2 separate regions of the Homo sapiens genome follow, and region 1 is linked to region 2. Evidence: chromatin loops called from intact Hi-C (ENCODE). Cell type or tissue: endothelial cell of umbilical vein. All regions are shown on one strand. Region 1 has its middle 12 kb from the start of SLC38A9. Region 2 overlaps IL31RA (interleukin 31 receptor A).

The links. A loop is a pair of places that touch in the nucleus more often than their neighbours do. Peaks named below come from ENCODE experiments on the same cell type or tissue, not always from the same donor. Only the 100,000 strongest peaks of a DNase experiment are listed, where the experiment ranks them.
Region 1: a loop joins it to region 2, with 12 times the contacts of the local background. A loop is called at or near these places in 3 of 110 quality-filtered maps.

What each region holds. Positions count from the first base shown.
Region 1 is chr5:55,721,882-55,726,881 of GRCh38, reverse strand. No RefSeq gene overlaps it. Among named protein-coding and RNA genes, the nearest start is that of SLC38A9, 12 kb to the right of the region's middle. In endothelial cell of umbilical vein, no CTCF peak of the experiment used is centred here; a DNase peak (open chromatin) is centred at 2,381; H3K27ac peaks cover 437 bases.
Region 2 is chr5:55,866,972-55,871,971 of GRCh38, reverse strand. It overlaps IL31RA (interleukin 31 receptor A), which reads right to left. Exons shown (of 15, transcript NM_139017.7): 3 at 3,064-3,181. Among named protein-coding and RNA genes, the nearest start is that of IL31RA, 18 kb to the right of the region's middle. In endothelial cell of umbilical vein, no CTCF peak of the experiment used is centred here; a DNase peak (open chromatin) is centred at 2,961; H3K27ac peaks cover 1,921 bases.

The DNA of each region.
Region 1 (5,000 bases), 150 kb after region 2:
TAAAAAAGGAAAAAAGAGGTGGTTAACTTAGAGACTAAAGGGGATGTAAGAAACATAACTAATTGCAATGTGTGGATCTTGTTTGGATCCTGACTCAAACCAACTGAATTAAATTACAATACAATTCAAGAATTTGTAAACTCATGATACTAAATGATACTAAGTAAATATTAATGTTTTAGATATGATAATTATATTGTGGTTATAATTTTTAGATGAGTCTTTTGATGTTGTTTTGAGACAGGGTCTCACTCTGTCACCCAGGCTGGAATGCAGTAGTGCAATCTCACTGCAGCCCCAAACTCCCTGGGCTCAGGTGATCCTCCCATCTCATCCTCTCAAGTAGCTGGGACTACAGGTGTACACCATCATGCCCAGCTAGTTTTTGTATTTTTTTGTAGAAACAGGGTTTCCCCATGTTGCCCTGACTCTTCTTGAACTCCTGGACTCAAGGGATCTATCTGCCTCAGCCTCCCAAAGTGCTGGGATTATAGGCATGAGCCACTGCACCCGGCCTTAAAAGAGTCTTTATCTTTTAGAAATACATACTGAGTTGCCAGGCACAGTGGTACACACCTCTAGTCTCAGTTACTTAGGAGCCGAAGGCAGGAGGATCCTCGAGCTCAGGAGTTTGAGGCCAGCCTGGGCAACACAGATGAGTGATATCTGTGATAACACAGATAAGGCAACATCTATAAGTGATAGATACAGGGAGTCTCTACCTAGTCCTTAAATGTTGGGGTTGCTTGGAATTTGTTGTCAATTCCTGGCCCCATACTTTCTTTGTCTTGAGTGATTTTATCTTCTCTCACAGTGCACGAGTGTATTAATCAAAAATGTTTTAGGGCCTCTGGCTACAATGGCACGTGCCAGTAATCCCAGCACTTTTGTAGGCTGAGATGAGAGGGTCACTTGAGGCTAGGAGTTGGAGACCAGCCTAAGCAACATAGGGAGACCTCGTCTCCACAAAAAATTTAAAAATCAGGCAGCTGTGGTGGTGCACGTCTGTAGTCCCAGCTACTCAGGAAGCTGAGTAGGGAGGATCTCTTGAGCCTGGGAGGTAGAGGCTGCAGTGAGCTGTGATCGTGCCACTGCACTCCAGCCTGGGCGATAGAGTGAGACCCTGTCTCAAACAAACAAAAACAAAGTTTTAGTGGCTATGATGTTATGATATATACTGGTTTTTTGTCCATGGTTCCTGACCCCTATCTCCCATAGTCCTTGTTACAATGTTGGGGCACTTAAGGCCTTAGGAAATAGACTCTCTCTCCTTCTTTCTCCTGTCCTCCTTTTACCTGCCCAAGCCAAGACTGTAATCTGATTGTGGGTCAACACACCCTTATTCCAGAAAGCACCCTGCCCCACACCTTAGAGGAAGGAATACAATACAGAGAGGCTAAGAAAAATCTGAAAAGACAAGCCTTGCCGGGTTTAAATCAAATTTTTTTTGTCCAATCACATTTCTACACAGTTGTCAATCATGCCTATGCAATGAAGCCTCCATAAAAACCCAAAATGACAGGGATCAGAGAGCTCCTGGATACCTGCACATGTAGAGGTTCCTGGAGGGTGGTGCACCCAAGGGGGTGCATGAAGCTTCATGCCCCTTCCCCCATACCTCGCCCTATACATGTCTTCATTCATATCCTTCGTAATATCCTTCATGACAAAACAGTACATATAATTAAGTGTTTCTTTGAGTTCTGTGAGCCACTCCAGCAAATTAACTGAACCCAGAGAGGGGGTCATGGGAACCCCAACTTGAAGCTTGTCCACCAGAAGTTCCAGAGGCCTGGACTTGCAACTGGTGTTGTGAGGTTGGCGGCAATCTTGGGCACTGAGTCCTCAACCTGTGGAATCTGTTGCTATCTCCAGTATCAGAATTGATTGGAGGACTCCCAGTTGGTGTCCGCTGCAAAATTCATTGCTTGCTTGGTGGTGGGGAGAAACCCAAGAAACACGCTTGGTCACAGAAGACTTTTTCTGTGTTGATGACTGTTGTCATGGTAGTATGAGAGCAGAGGAAAAACATGCATTGAGAGTTTCTCCCAAACAGTAACAAACCTTATTCAACTCACTTTAAAAATAACAAAACAAAACAAACAAACAAAACAGTGAAGGAGATTTATCTGAGAAGAATACAGAATGAAGATCAGAGTTGTAGGAACCCAGACATCAGTCCTAGACTTAGTGCCACTAGTCTAGGCACTCTAACTCCATGCATCAAGCAGAGATGTCTTTGTTCTAAAGACAGGCTCTCTTTATGCTGCAGGGAAAATGATGACTACCGTCAGCCCCAGAATCAAATTCATCTAGTTTAGCCATCTGGTGAACAAATAAGCAACTCCAGGAAGAGAGTTTCTTTCTCTTCCTGTCTAGACACCAATTCTAGGGAAAGACTCTGATTTGCCTTTTGAGTCATGTTCCCCATATGGGAGGATGACGTAGAATGACGAGGCCTGGGTAAGACCAAGGGAGCAGGGTCTACTATCAGAAGAAAGGGAAATTTTTACTGGGCAAATAAGAGTAGCTATCTCCGTTCCCTAAAGAAAGCTACAATGACCCCTTGCATGTTGATAACTCTCAAATGTAGAGTTCCACATCTGGCCACCCAGCAGCCCACTAGATACCTACAGTCAGATGTTTTACAGCTACTCTTCACTCAGCGTTTCCAGTGCTGAATTCATCCTCTCAACCTCTCCTCCCAATCTGTTTTCCCTCTTTATTCTCAATCTCAATGAAGGACACTACCATTCACAGACTTGTGCAACTCCCAAACCTGGGAATCCTATTCTTTACTCCTCAATATCCACCACTCCCCACATTCAGGTAGTAAAATCTGTCAATTCTACCTCGGATATCTTGAATATCCTAATATCTTATACGTTGAATGCTCATTTATCTGTTCTCCACTGTCACTAATGTAGTTTGGTGGTTATCATCTCTCATCTAAACTACTCCAGTATCCTTTTCTGACTTTTTGATTTAAAGTAGTACCCTCAAAGCATTATACTGTACAATGGCACCCAGTTTATTTATGTAACAGAACTTACCATAACATCTATTTATTAAATAAAATGTTTACTTTTAATTGTTATTATTATTGTTTTTCTCCTTGACTTGAATATAAGTTCCTTCTTGGAAGAGACCATGTCATTCCTATTCACTTCTAGTAGATTAGGGTGTCTAAATCAACTCAAACTGGTGTGGTGAGGTGGGGGGCAGACTTGGGGACTGAGTTTTGTCCAACTAAGCAGGCACGGAGTTTTTTACAACACACAGAGTTTTTTATAACTTATATTTATTGCTAAATAAATATGAATTTTTCTCTTAACAAGCAGGCATAAAGTTTTTTACAACTTATATTTTATACCTTTGTATTTTTACAACCTATATTGCTAAATAAACAAATATTGTAAAAAAAAAACTCTATGCCTGCTTAGTTAGACAAAAAGTACCATTAAACAGGTAGATTTTGTTAGAGGAAGGAAATGAGTGGAGAAAAAGTGTGGCACTCAAATTTTTCCCTTTGTTAATCTTTTTTATTTTATTTTATTTTTTGAGGAAGAGTCTTGCTCTGTCGCTCAGGCTGGAATGCAGTGGTGCAATCTTGGCTCACTGCAACCTCTGCCTCCCGGGTTCAAGCAATTCTCCTGCCTCAGCCTCCCAAGTAGCTGGGACCACAGGTGTGCACCACCAGGCCTGGTTAATTTTTGTATTTTTAGTAGAGATGGGGTTTCACCATGTTGGCCAGCCTGGTCTCGAGCCTCTGGCCTCAAGTAATCCACCCACCTCGGCCTCCCAAAGTGCTGGGATTACAGGTGTGAACCACAGGGCCCCACTGTCCCCCCAATTAAACTTACTGTGTTTCATTAATCTTCTTGAATCTGAAGTTTTATTTTTCACAACATTAGGGGAATTTTCCAGATTTTATTTTTATTTATTTATTTTTTTGAGACAGAGTCTCACTCTGTCACCCAGGATGTAGTGCAGTGGTGCAATCTTGGCTCACTGCAACCACTGCCTCCTGGGTTCAGGTGATTCTCCTGTCTCAGCCTCCTGAGTAGCTGGGATTACAGACATGTGCCATCATGCCCAGCTAATTTTTTGTATTAGGTTGTATAGGGTTTCACCATGTTGGCCAGGTTGGTTTCGAACTCCTGACCTCAGCTGATCCACCCACCTCAGCCTCCCAAAGTGCTGGGATTACATGCACGAGCCACAGGCCCCAGCTGTCCCCCAAATTAATCTTATTGTGTTTCATTAACCTTCTTGAATCTGATGTTTTATTTTTCACAACATTAGGGGAATTTCCCACCTTTTATTTCTTCAAATATTCTCTCTCTCCTCATTTTCTAGGAAAATAATTTCATTTATGTTAGAACTTTTGATATTGTCCCATATCAAAAGGGTCCCTGAGGCTATTTTTTTCAAACATTTACTTCTCTGTTGTTCAGATTATACAATTTCTGTTGATTTATCTGCAAGTTTACTGACTCTTTTCTGGCACTTCCATTCTGCTGTTAAGCCTATGCAGTAAAAAGGTGAATTTTTAATTTCAGATATTAAAATTTTCAGGGATGTTTTGTACTTTATATATGTCTGGTTTTTAGTTCTCTGCTAATATTTCCTACTTTTTCATCATTGTGATCTTATTTCCCTTCACATCCTTGACTTAGTTTAATAGCTACTTTAAAATCTCTGTCTACTAATTCAAACATCTGGGCATCTTAGAACTGGTCTCTCTGTTAGTTGTCTTTCCTCTTGAAAATGGGGTGTGTTTGGCTGGGCGTGGTGGCTCACACCTGTAATCCCAGCACTTCGGGAGGCGGAGGCGGGTGGATCATCTAAGGTCAGGAGTTCGAGACCAGCCTGGCCAACATGGTGAAACCCTGTCTGTACTAAAACTACAAAAATTAGCTGGGCATGGTGGCAGGCGACTGTAATCACAGCTCCTCGGGAGGCTGAGACAGCAGAATCGCTTGAACGCGGGAGGTGGT
Region 2 (5,000 bases):
TTGCAAGAAATCATGAGTAGGTCCCTGAAAACTCCAGATTCTAGCCTTAAAAATTTATTCTTTTACATATATATGTAAAAATATATTCATATATGTAAGGATTTGTTAAATACATTATGGTAGATACATAAATAGAATGTAAGTGATGGTTTTTAACATACTGTATTTATTGATATGGAAAGATGCATCTACTGCTGGTGAAAAAAAGTAGGATGCATATCATGTATAGAATGATCACAGTTACATAAACATAAAGATATTTACATAACTTTGTGGAGATATCTAGAGAGATCATCAAAATGTTCAAGCTGTTACCCTTGGCAGTGGGATTCTGGGTAACTTTTTACATTCTTTATAATTTTTCAGGTTGAATTTTTGAACATTGGTATATATTGTTTTCAGAAAAATCTTTAAAACAGATAGATAGATGATAGATTAGATATATACTACCAAGCTGTAACTTAATGAAAACAAATACACATATTAGTGGGAATCAGATGGGTGGTTCTAGCTATAGTCCACATGGTTCTGGGGGTTGTGGAGGAGATAAAGCAGGCTGAGAACAGAAAAGAAGGCCCACCTTGCAAGGTACCAGTGTTTGCTGGTGTGTGGGAAGACATATACACATGGAATACATACAGGGAGACATAGACACATAGAATCATGGAATTTTGAAACTAGAAAGGACCTCAAGAGTGGTTGATGGTTATTTTACAGCACAAAAATGGCCTCCAGGGCAATGTGTCGTGGTTATAAGCACAGGTTCTAGAATCAGACCAGGTTTGAATCGTGGCTTTGCCCCTATTAACTGTGTGACTTGGGCAAGTTCTTTAACCTCTCTGTGCCTTAGTTTTCTCATCTGTAAAATGAAGACAGTAATATATCTGTAGCATAGGGTTATGAGGATGAAATGAGCTAATACACATAAGGCACTTTTAAAATGTCCAGCACAGAGTCAATAAATGTGAGCTGTTATTACTATAATTGTAGTTGAATATTTCTGCATTTATTCATGCTGTGACCTTTGAGAAATAAACTTTCTCTCCTTTTCCACACCTCTAGACCTCCTTTCAGCCTCAGTTCAAAAATCATTATCTCCATGAAGGCATCCCCAACTCCCCAGGAAAAATTCTTTCCTATTGTTTCTGGACATCAGAAGGTTTTTGGCTTATTCCATGACCTACTGAAAAGTGCTCCCAGGTAGGCCATCCACAGGGAAACCCTTCCACTTTGCTTGGAAGAGATCCTCTTGGTGATAAATTCACAAAAATGCAAGTGGCCTAGGAGTTCTAGACAGCCTAGCTGGCCTGAGGCCATCAAGGGGAGCTGGGTATAGGCCTGGGGATTCCCAGGTGTTTTCTATTTCTCCATGTCCAACTGGTGATAATAATAACAACCCAAAGGGAAAGATGGAGGAAGAGGGGAAATGTCTCTATAAGACAGAAAAATAGCAGTAAACCTATAAAGGTGCCCAGATTCTCATTCTACTAGCAATTGATATTCAACACTGGGACTAGAACTGACAAATCTGGAAGAAAAGTCATTTGGATCATGGGTTATTGGGCCTTTATCATGCTTATTTTCTAAAACAGGGATAAGCAAACGACAGCCTGTAGGTCAAATATAGCCCATCTCTTGATCTTGCACAGCCTGTAGGCTTAAGACTATTTACATGCTGTTAATGGTTGAAAAATAAATAAAACGAACAAAAATACTTTGGGGCGTGTGAAAATTATATAATATTCACATTTCAGTGTCCATGGATAAAGTTTCGTTGGAAAGCAGCCGCACCCATTGGTTTATATATTGCCTATAGCTGTATGAGTGCTATAACAGTAGTGTTGAAAAGTTCTGACAGAGACCGATCTCCTTCTTAATATTACTATATTTACCATCTGGCCCTTTAGAAGAGAAATTTGCTGACTCCTGTTTTAAAGCATCTCTCTGACATAGGTTCTCGTAGCTATATCAGTGCTGCTGAGAATACTGCTTGTTTTTTTCATTTCTTCCACTGAAAACATAAAGTGGACTTCCCTTGCAATGTGAGATTTAGCTTAAAAATAAAGAATTTGGAATCACAGACTGTTTTGAAATGAAAAAGACTAAAGGTCATCTTACAATGCTTCCCAACATGGGCCCCCTTATTCATTATTCACAAGAAGGAAGTAATGAGCTATGTTAAAAATTTTTGTTAAAAAGGACAGGCACGGTGGCTCATGCCTGTAATCCCAGCACTTTTGGGAGCTGAGGTGGGCGGATCACTTGAAGTCCGGAGTTCGAGACCAGCCTGGCCAACATGGTGAAACCCTGTCTCTACTAAAAATACAAAAGTTGGCCAGGTATGGTGGTGTGCACCCATAATTCCAGCTACTTGGGAGGCTGAGGCAGGAGAATCGCTTGAACCTGGGAGATGGAGGTTGTAGTGAGCTGAGATCACACCACTGCACTCCAGCCTGGGGGACAGAGTGAGATTCTGTCTCAAAAAAAAGTTTTTTTTTAACCTGCAAATATTTACTTAAAACATCTAGCTTTTGGCTAGAATAATAATTAAAAATTATAAAATTTTCATTCTACAGAATTGGAATAAAGAGGGATGCTTGAGGTAGTAAAAAAAATTGGGGAATCATTGTCCTGTGGAATAGTGTTTGACAGAGGTCACACAGCAAATTAGTGGCAGACCATGGTCAATTGCCTGTTAGTTCTGGGTTTACAACCTTACTTACTATATCTGGATCCAGAAAGAATGAACAGTTTTATATAACACATTCTGGAAAGAGGCAGGGTATAGTTGAGTGTAGTAAATAAACAGATTTTTCCACTGTGCTTATAACTGGTGACTCATCTCAGCCAATGGGGAATCCAGGAGGAGGTCAACACTGGCTATGCCTCCCCTCCCTCTGCAGCTCCAGATCCCGTCCACAAGCCACTGGCTGCACACAGTAATCACCCAGAAGCTGTCATTGAGGAAACTTTTTGCTTCATATGGGATGTGAATCATGAATGAATCAGAAGCCTCTGCCTCCCCCATGCCCTGACTGATAAAACACAAGCTCCTGTACTTACTAAGTTCTCTTAACTGTGTACTGGGTATAACTGGTTTCCTTTCCTGGACTCCAAGTGCAGGTTAAATTTTTCCTATAGTAGTAGACACAGGAAATGTTCTCAGGCTTAGCTGGCAGAGCTAAATAAATTAAACACACACACACACAAACACAAAAATTTCAGTACACAATAAATATTGCCAGCATTGAACATTTTTAATGGAAAATATGCTGATCAAAAGCTAGATTTTTTTGGTTAGTTGCTAGGTGTAACCTAGCAATCAGGTTCAATGGAAAGAATCTAACTTCATCTCTTTAATTATTCCCTTTCAAGAGCTAGATTTCTACTTTTTAAGAAATCCCTTTTTACATTCTTACTTAAATGTAACATTTGAGCAGCAAGCATTTTTAAAACACCAAGAAATACATACAAAGTATTTGTGATATACTCAGTAAAGCATCAAATGGTAGAATCACTCTGGATAATTCATGGGTAACAGATGATGTGGGCATAAGCAAGAATACAACCATGCCACACTTCAACCATATGTATCAACAATTTTCTTTTCCAGAAGATTGTACAATAGAGAAATTTATGAAATATCTTCAACTGTATCTTCATATCTTAGAAATCTTGCTCCTGAGAGCTCCCCACCCCATAGCATCCACACTTTCATAGGGAAACCAGATACTACCATCTAGAACAGGGACCTAGATCTTTAAGGGGTCCATGGGTAGAATTCAGGGGTCCATGAACTTAAATGGGGAAAATTTACATCTTTAATTTTCACTAACCTACTGTTGAAATTTAGGATTTCCTTCCATCATAAGTGTAATCAACAAACTACAGTAATAGCATCATTGCCTGTGACTTTGTCACCATTATAAATCACAAATATTTTCATATTATATTTTCGTTGCTGCAGGTACCTTAAAATATTTATATGGTTTGGTTGTGCCCCCACCCAAATCTTAACTTGAATTGTATCTCCCAGAATTCCCATGTGTTGTGGGAGGACCCAGGGGGAGGTAATTGAATCATGGAAGCTGGTTTTTCCTGTGCTATTCTCATGATAGTAAATAAGTAAATAACCCACGAGATCTGACGGGTTTATCAGGGGTTTGCGCTTTTACTTCTTTCTCATTTTCTCTTGCTGCAGCCATGTAGGAAGTGCCTTTTGCCTCCCACCATGATTCTGAGGCCTCCCCAGCCATTGGAACTGTAAGTCTAATTAAACCTCTTTTTCTTCCCAGTCTCGCGTATGTCTTTATCAGCAGCGTGAAAATGGACTAATACAAATATGAAATACTATTATCACTATTTCTGAATTAAGGTAATTATTAATATTAGACCTAAATTAAGGCAATTATTAGGTCTTCTTATTTAATGTGTTAATAAAGAAGACCACATATTACCAGATCACAAATTTGTTTCTTTAATATTTTGATGATTTCATTAATATTTTGATGATTTCATTTCAGTATATTTTGGTATCTTTGTAATGCTATTTATTTTATTTGTGCATTTACAAACATTGTTTTGAGAATCAGCCCATAGACTTCACTAGATGACCAAGGGGTTGATCCTAAACATACACACACACACACACACGCACACACACACACGCACACACACACATGCACACACACATGCACACACACGCACACAAACACACGCACACACAAACACACACACAAACACACACACAAACACACATGCGCACACACACAAACACACACAAACACACATGCACACACACATGCACACACACAAACACACATGCACACACACATGCACACACACACAAACACACACATGCACACACACACAAACACACACACACAAACACACATGCACAACTAAGAACTAAGAGCAATTTTAGACTAAGGGCCATGTTCAGCTCTGAGGCTTATACTAACTTCTTTGTTGAGCCTCTGGAAAGATCATAGTCTTAAGAA